Regions from separate parts of the Homo sapiens genome. Here region 2 is linked to region 1. A link is an interaction called in ENCODE POLR2A ChIA-PET data of the cell type or tissue named here. Cell type or tissue: CD4-positive, alpha-beta T cell. All regions are shown on one strand. Links, peaks and the distances in the headings refer to the core of each region. The heading gives the core; the rest is flanking DNA. Region 1 has its middle 82 kb from the start of GPRIN3. Region 2 overlaps GPRIN3 (GPRIN family member 3).

Region 1 (4,403 bases), core at 68-4,067:
AAGACTGGTGGCAACAGAAGCCACAAAAGTAGGTGATTTCACTGAAGGAGACAGTATATAGGAAGAAACCCAAGGGGTCAGAGCAGAGTCTTTAAGAAGGAATAAGAAGGACCAACAATTGAGAATAAGGAAATGTTGCAGATTCCATGGTAAAATGAATCCTTTGACTTATCAATGGTGATTAAAATTTCACTTGAAAGAAAGCTGTAGTTCTTCATGTCCAGGTGTCACAGACCATCAGAAATATGTTTAGAGGTACTCCAAAGAATTTAGCTATCTTTAATTAATATCGTGATTTACAAAATTGTATGTTTATTCTAACTCTTTAGATGAATCTCTGAATTGCAGAAAAAGCCGTAAGACAATGTAGACATTTAATCTTTCTTAGCCTTAGTTGGAAAAGACAATGTCAAGCATGTACTTTTTTCTTTCCGGTGTGTAAGTTTCCATGATTCTTTGAACTAGTCAAAAACATAACAGCTGTAGCAAAATGCTTTGTGATTAAATGTAGGTAAGTGGCATATTTTTGTTTCCACCTCTGCTAGGTTCATTTTAGAATTTAGACATGTGTAGGTATATATTTAGTGTCTAGAGGGACAGACCTTCCAGAGTCTATTCTGCGAGTCTGAGAAACACCCTAGAAAGGAACTTCCATTGAGAAAGATGTTGAATTCACGAAAGATTCAAGGCCATGGCTGGTGTGGAAACAGTGGGGTAATTACGAGTGTGTGTGGCCCACATGGTCCTTTGTTCTTGCCCTTTATGGCACACACATCTTGTAATTTTCCAATACTAATCCCAGGGATTTGCACTATGTGTCTGAGCCCTGACACGGAAGCCAGTGGGAACAACATGACAAGACAATGATTTCCTTCAAGTCTCTGAGACAATGAAAACACAAGGCAACACTCTTGAGGCCCAGGTAAAAGAGGTAGTGATACAGAGTCATTTCCTCGGACTTTTCAGCAACAATGTGGAGACAATGGCAGCTGTAGAGACACTAGTAACCTTCAATCAATCATTGGTGGCCTCAGCGTAAGAAAGGAAAAATGTGGCAGCACATTTGACAGGCAATGACTTGATGGAGAACAGAGGACTTAAAAGGAAATGACAATGAAAGGTAGGGAGGCTGGAGCCTGTCACCATCTGCTAACTCCAACAAGGACAGTAGCACTTTGACTTGTAAGTATATCATTTCGTTTAAAACCTTTGTAGACTCAACCTGCCAAAAATTCATTTCTGTCAATTTATAAAATATAAAATATTCTTTCTTTTCTGGCTACATTTCTACCATCCAGTAGAATAAGAATGCTGTATTACAGAGCCAAATTTTTTGAATTCTAGTTTAGAAACCATACTTCTTATAAAAGAGTATAATTGCATCATCTCTGGGAAATTTATAAACCTATGATGTAGTGCTGAAATTTTATGATTTTACATATATTAGCTTTCATGTGTATTCTGTGCTGGCAGTAGTTTTCTGCTGGCCATAAGGAAGAACTATTTTAATTAACTCTGAAAATAAACCCATATCAATTAAAGATGCGTGCGCATGCACACACACACGTACATCAAGTATACATACACAAAGTTGTTACTCAGAAATAAGCCTATTTTGTGCAATTGAATCACAGCTCTTGGCACATGAAAGTGCTCAATATTATTAATATCATCATGTCTATTATTAAGAAATGTCACTGGCTTACAAATATGCCCTATTGAGAAGTAAGAGGTACATTGTCCTGGTTATTGTTTGATACTCTAAAAAAGTGGATCAGGGCAGAATCAGTTAATTGGTGTTGCTTTTATCAGTTAATGGTTGGTGAATAGAGTCACTTTAAGACAAACCATATGCAGGAGGAGAGATAGACATGCTCCTGACACTTTGCCCCAAGAACTCCTCTATCCAGCTTAGTCCCTTGTTCCAGCCTGTTCATCATGTAAATCCTGGAGACTACATTCTTCTAGGAAGAAGTGGTACAGTCTAGTGTCTTGATTCCAGAAGCCCCATAGGTTTGAATCCCAGCTCCACCCATTGCTAGTTGTGTAACCTTGGGCAATTTATTAAATCTTTTTGCGATTTATTTTCTTCATCTATAAAATGAGGCTCACTAGAACACCTAGCTCATGGGGCTACTGTGAAAATTAAAAATGTTAATACAAGCATGCAGCACATAGTAAGCCCTTGTTCTAAGTTCTTTGTATTACATGATGGTATCCTGGCCTCTCCTTTGGTAATGATTCCGCTCTATTAGACTTCAGCTGTGCTCAGTCCTCCTCCCTCTATCCCCTTTTCTGTTCCCTGTTCACTCTCATGCTAGCTTGTTGGCATTTGTGATTCCTTCTGAAGGGCTGCTGTCTCTCTTAGTCTATGACATACCTATTAATACTTGGTGACTGAGATCGAGCTACTTGGGTTCTAAGTGAGGGTTTCATGAGTCAGAATAAGAAAAGATCCCAAAGATCATGACACTCTATGGACTCTCCATGGATTATTTTCTCTTTCCTGAAAACCGGAAAATGTTGATTATTTCCTGATGATGGCATAAAGAACCAAATATTGCAGAACAAAAAGGTTGTGCTGCCAACACTTCTTAGAGAAAAAAGAGAATTACATGGAAGGCTGTTTTTCAAAAAAGAGAGTGTTATTATAAGACATTGTTTCTTTAAATATTGGCAAATACAGACAGAAGATGGTGACAAAAAGCAAGACTATTTGCATGTTCATAGATTTTAACTTAACAATTTTGGTCAATTGAAAGCAATATGAAACACAGACATAAAGTCGTATAAGGTAACAATCTTAACACTTCTTAGGCTTGGAATGGTGCTAAGTGTCTTAGAAGTGCTGTGGAGATAACAAACAGAAAGGACATCCACACCAAAACCCCATATGTACGTCACCATCATCAAAGACCAAAGGTAGATAAAACCACAAAGATGGGGAAAAAACAGAACAGAAAAACTGAAAATTCTAAAAATCAGAGCACCTCTCCTCCTCCAAAGGAACACAGCTCCTCACCAGCAATGGAACAAAGCTGGACGGAGAATGACTTTGGCGAGTTGAGAGAAGAAGGCTTCAGATGATCAAACTTCTCCGAGCTAAAGGAGGAAGTTCGAACCCATCGCAAAGAAGTTAAAAACCTTGAAAAAACATTAGACGAATGGCTAACTAGAATAACCAACGCAGAGAAGTCCTTAAAGGACCTGATGGAGCTGAAAACCATGGCACGAGAACTACGTGACGAATGCACAAGCTTCAGTAGCCAATTCGATCAACTGGAAGAAAGGGTATCAGTGATTGAAGATCAAATGAATGAAATGAAGGGATAAGAGAAGTTTAGAGAAAAAACAATAAAAGGAAACAAACAAAGCCTCCAAGAAATATGGGACTATGTGAAAAGACCGAATCTATGTCTGATTGGTGTAGCTGAAAGTGACGAGGAGAATGGAACCAAGTTGGAAAACACCCTGCAGGATATTATCCAGGAGAAATTCCCCAACTTAGCAAGGCAGGCCAACATTCAAATTCAGGAAATACAGAGAATGCCACAAAGATACTCCTCAAGAAGAGCAACTCCAGGACACATAATTGTCAGATTCACCAAAGTTGAAATGAAGGAAAAAATGTTAAGGGCAGCCAGAGAGAAAGGTTCGGTTACCCGCAAAGGGAAGCCCATCAGACTAGCAGCTGATCTATCGGCAGAAACTCTACAAGGCAGAAGAGAGTGGGGGCCAATATTCAAGATTCTTAAAGAAACGAATTTTCAACCCAGAATTTCATATCCAGCCAAACTAAGCTTCATAAGTGAAGGAGAAATAAAATCCTTTACAGACAAGCAAATGCTGAGAGATTTTGTCACCACCAGGCCTGCCCTACAAGAGCTCCTGAAGGAAGCACTAAACATGGAAAGGAACAATCAATACCAGCCACTGCAAAAACATGCCAAATCGTAAAAACCATTGATGCTAGGAAGAAACTGTATCAACTAATGAGCAAAATAACCAGCTAACATCATAATGACAGGATCAAATTCACACATAACAATATTAACCTTAAATGTAAATGGGCTAAATGCTCCAATTAAAACACACACACTGGCAAACTGGATAAACAGTCAAGACCCATCAGTGTGCTGTATTCAGGAAACCCATCTCACGTGCAGAGACACACATAGGCTCAAAATAAAGGGATGGAGGAAGATCTACCAAGCAAGTGGAAAACAAAAAAAGGCAGGGGTTGCAATCCTAGTCTCTGATACAAAGACTTTAAACCAACAAAGATCAAAAGAGACAAAGAAGGCCATTACATAATGGTAAAGGTATCAATTCAACAAGAAGAGCTAACTATCCTAAATATATATGCACCCAATACAGGAGCACCCAGATTCATAAAGCAAGTC
Region 2 (4,403 bases), core at 167-4,166, 110 kb before region 1:
TGCAACCTCCACTTCCTGGGTTTAAGCAATTCCCCTGCCTCAGCCTTCCAAGTAGCTGGGATTACAGGCACCCGCCACCACACCTGGCTAATTTTTGTATTTTTAGTAGAGACGGGGTTTCGCCATGTTGGCCAGGCTGGTCTCGAACTCGTGACCTCGTGATCTGCCCACCTCGGCTCCCCAAAGTGCTGGGATTACAGGTGTGAGCCACCGCACCCAGCTGCCACATAGTTTTAAACAGATCTCACTTCTCACAGAGAAGTCACTCACTGTCGTGAAGACAGCACTAAGAGGATGGTACTAAACCATGCATGAGAAATCTGCCCCATGATCCAATCACCTCCCACCAGACCCCACCTCCAACACTGGGGATTACATTTCAACATGAGATTTAGGCGGGGACACAGATCCAATCTATATCAGACATGGAACAACTTATCCCTTAGAGCCACTGGAAGGAACTAACCCTGCTGACACCTTGTTCTCAGATGATTAGCCCACAGAACAAGGACAGAACACATTTCTGTTGTTTTAAGCCACCCAGTTTGTGGTATTTTGTTATGGCCACTCTAGGAAACTAAAATACCCTCTCTACTCTTTCTTGCATTGCTAATAATCTCAACACAACTCAGCATTTTCTTCTATGGGAAGCCTTCCTTGCACTTTCCCATCCCTAAACCATTCCCCCTTAATTACAAGTCTTTCCTCTGTTGTCTCATTGCATTCTAAAGTCTTTATTATAATGCATTGCTATGCAGTCATCTTTTTTTTTTTTTTTTGGTCTCTTTAGTAAGAGTACTGTAGAGAGTGAGTGGGTGCCTGGTAGTCTCAGTATCCTGCATGGTGCTGGCAAGAAGAAAAAGAAGTACAGTTATTGTTTGGTGAATGCTAACATGCCTCTAAAGAAATGTGATTTTTATTTCGTGTATAATGCATTGCCAACAAAATTACTGTAACATAAAAGAATAGCCATTTCTATTACTGAAGTTAACTATATTCACTAGCAATGATGAGAATTATGTCCATCCTATCTCAAATCATGAATTATTTGCTTTGAATTTATTTTACTGTTTTGAATAGTAGTTTATAACAAAAATCAATGTCATATGAGTATCTAAATAATAGAAATATCCTTTGTAAACAATAAGATACTGGGAGTCAGGAATGTTTCCAACATGCCTTGTTACCTTGACCCTCAAGGGGTTGTAATCTCTCACCTGCTTCAGTGGTGTGCATCTATTATTGGGATAAACTCACAGATTTATAAGCCTCATTAGGAAAGGAAGGATCCAAAGTGTGTAGAACAAGCTTGTCCTTATGCAGTCCAGGACAGCTTTGAACATAGCCCAACACAAATCTGTAAACTTTCTTAAAACATATGTGATTTTTTTGCAATTTTTTTTTTTTTTTTTTTTTAGCTGATCAGCTATTGTTAGTGTGTTTTATGTGTTGCCCAAGACAATTATTCCAGCGTGACCCAGGGAAGCCAAAAGACTGGACAACCCTGGTGTAGAATATTAATCTGACAAATCACTTGTCAGAAGTATGGGATTTTTACCCACTAAAAACTACCTCTTCGTGGCCCGAGGTGGCTCAGAGAGCTATCCCCACTTTGCTGTCATGGGAACTATGAATCACAGTCTCAGAGTCTACATCGAAGACCTCACAAATCTGTGGAAATCTGCCTAATAAAGATATAATAACTTGGACTTTTAAGAATTCACTAATTTGATGACTTGCCACACATGCGATTATGTTACCCTCAGATGGTAATGGAGGAATGTTTTTCTGAAAGTGATAAGAACACTATGCACATACGTTCAGGCCTAAAAAGACCGATTGTTATTAATATTAACAAAGATAGCCAAGGCCTTTAGTGTTTTGTTTGTAAAATCCCTTGCTTCATTGAGGGCTATGAGAGGAAGTAAAGACAGGCCTTCAGAGTAATTATTTTTCTTATTCACTCAATTCATGCAGCTGAACAATAGGCCTATGTAGCACAAACATTAAACATTACTTTTTAGGCTATCCCAAATTGTTTAACATACACAATGTGCCAGGCCTGTGGTGGGTTCTAGAGAGCCACAAAGGCTCAATTCCTGCCTTCAGAAGCTCACATCCACTGGGCAGAAAGGTGATTTCATTGCTACAGATTTCAATGGTAACACAAGAAAAGAATGACTCATTCCAACTTTTGCAATCAGGGAAAGCTTCCGGGGAACCAGTGGAGATCTGCTGCAAAACAGGGAAGGAAAAAAATACCAGGAACATAGTAAGTAATCACACAGATCATGGTACACACAAGGTGGGTGGAATCTGCCAGTCCTCACCTTCAGGAAGTTCATATCTAGTGGGGGAGGCAGAAACATAAAGGGAGACTGGACTACGGTATAATGGTGAGCCCTTTGGTAGAGCTCGGCATAGGGTGTTATGAGTGCACAATGCTGGCATATCTAAGAGAAGGCCCACCCAAGGCCTCTGAGTGTAAGCAACAGCAATGCTGCCTTGAAAACTAAGCAGGACTTCACCAGTGGGGAGGAAAGGGCATTTCAGGTGCATATGGACAAGCATGAATAGATATACAGGCAGCCTACTGGGGAAGTGGTTGAGGGTGGGGTGGGGCTGGAACAATATTTAGTTGGCATGGCTGCAGCTCCGGATGCAAGATATAGGGCTAAAGGGTGTGACAAAGTAAAACTGCGGGGGGCTTTGTAAGTGAAACTGTGAGAAGTAGGGCACTGGCAGCAGGAACTGAGGGAAGGATGGACCTAGAAATACTGAAGAGGTCAAATCAGCTGTGCCCTCTGATTGAATGCGAAGGATGAAAGAATGGAAGGATCCAAGGTTTTAAGACAAGGCAGAAAAGCAACTGTGTTGAGGTAAACGCTATGACAGATGGTATCACAGGGTACCCACCACAAGCTGGTGAGGTAAGGGCCTCAGCAGGATTCTGGAAAGGTGTGCTGGGCAGAATGCCCTGAAGGATGGGGAGTCAGCCAGGTGAAGGAATGGGTGGGTGGAAGAGGCCACTAAAGCAAATGAACGGCATGAACAGAGACAGGAGGCTGAAGACCACATGCTGGAGGACTGCCAGCCATTCAGAATTACTGTCCCTTACCTTCTGGAAACATTTCACTGTGTGAGAGGCACAGTGGTTAACAATGCCTCTAGGATCAGATTATTCAGGTTCACATCTGGTTGGCCACTTACAAGCTGTGTGGCCTCAGGCAAATTAGTTGACTCCCCAGTGCCTAAGGTTTGTAACACTTGCCACCCAGGAATGAAAATAACACCTTCCTCTAGGATTGTTGTGCATTCTTAGAAGAGAGTTTTGCACACAGGTTAGCTAGTAGTAACAGCAATAATATTAGTGATTATGGTAGTAGAATTACTTGGGCTTTCTTACTAACAGGAACTCACCACCAGGTCTACCTTCCAAGTCCACTGCTCCTTCCCTAGCTCCCTTTTCTCACCCTGAAATCGCCTTTGCAAAAATTATATCAGTGAGAATATTATGGCAGTGGGGGAGATCTGATCTAGCCAACCCAACTCCCCATTCCTTGCCTTTAGCTTTCAAGCTGCCTTAATTATTCTTGGACTTAGGCCTAGGCCTAGCTAACTTTGGAAGACATTTAGATTATAGTTTAAATGAGAATGAGACCATCAGGCTAGGGGAAGGAGAGGAGCCTGAATTCTGCTAATAGGCTGGTCACAAGATATGCAACTTCCCCAATTACTACTGCAATAACATCACCAATGTAGACTGGCCTTTTGAGATATCTTTTCAGGCCTTTTGCATGTCTGACACTGCTGGCTCCACTTGGTCCTGCCAAACTGCTCCTGTGGCCCCACAGAGGAGTGACTCAGCTCAAGGGGACAGACAGCTTTGACTCCCTATGATTTCATCTCCACCCCAACCAATCAGCAGCAAGCACCTAGCCACTCTCACCCCTTCCCCCAAACTGCCTTTGAAAAATCCCTACCCTACACAGGGCGGGGTCGGTTGGGGGGTCAGGGGGCGGGGGAGGGACAACATTAGGAGAAATACCTAATGTAAATGATGGGTGCAGCAAACCAACATGGCACATGTATACCTAGGTAACAAACCTGCATGTTGTGCACATGTACCCTAGAACTTAAAGTATAATAATTAAAAAAAAAGAAAAATCCCTAAACATATGAGCCTTTATGAGATTGATTTGAGTAATAACTTTGTCTACCATGTGGCATGGCCAGCCTCGCATCAATTAAACTTTTTCTTTACTGCAATGCCATGGTCTTTATTTGTGCAGTGGGCAGGAAGAACCCCCAGGTGGTTACAACCCCATCTACTCCACAATCATAGAATAACCAAAAGATCATGCTTTATAACATGACATTTTAATTCTGAAAATGTGTTGGAC

What was found. ChIA-PET counts read pairs that join two places held together with the same protein. Peaks named below come from ENCODE experiments on the same cell type or tissue, not always from the same donor. Only the 100,000 strongest peaks of a DNase experiment are listed, where the experiment ranks them.
Region 2: POLR2A ChIA-PET joins it to region 1 with 5 read pairs; 3 of 35 experiments call an interaction of 5 or more read pairs at or near these places.

Annotation. Positions count from the first base shown.
Region 1 is chr4:89,387,297-89,391,699 of GRCh38, forward strand. No RefSeq gene overlaps it. Among named protein-coding and RNA genes, the nearest start is that of GPRIN3, 82 kb to the left of the region's middle. In CD4-positive, alpha-beta T cell, for the core only: no CTCF peak of the experiment used is centred there; no DNase peak of the experiment used is centred there.
Region 2 is chr4:89,281,200-89,285,602 of GRCh38, forward strand. The region is part of intron 1 of GPRIN3 (GPRIN family member 3); the gene reads right to left. Among named protein-coding and RNA genes, the nearest start is that of GPRIN3, 24 kb to the right of the region's middle. In CD4-positive, alpha-beta T cell, for the core only: no CTCF peak of the experiment used is centred there; DNase peaks (open chromatin) are centred at 1,612, 2,632 and 3,862; H3K4me3 peaks cover 1,618 bases; H3K27ac peaks cover 3,574 bases.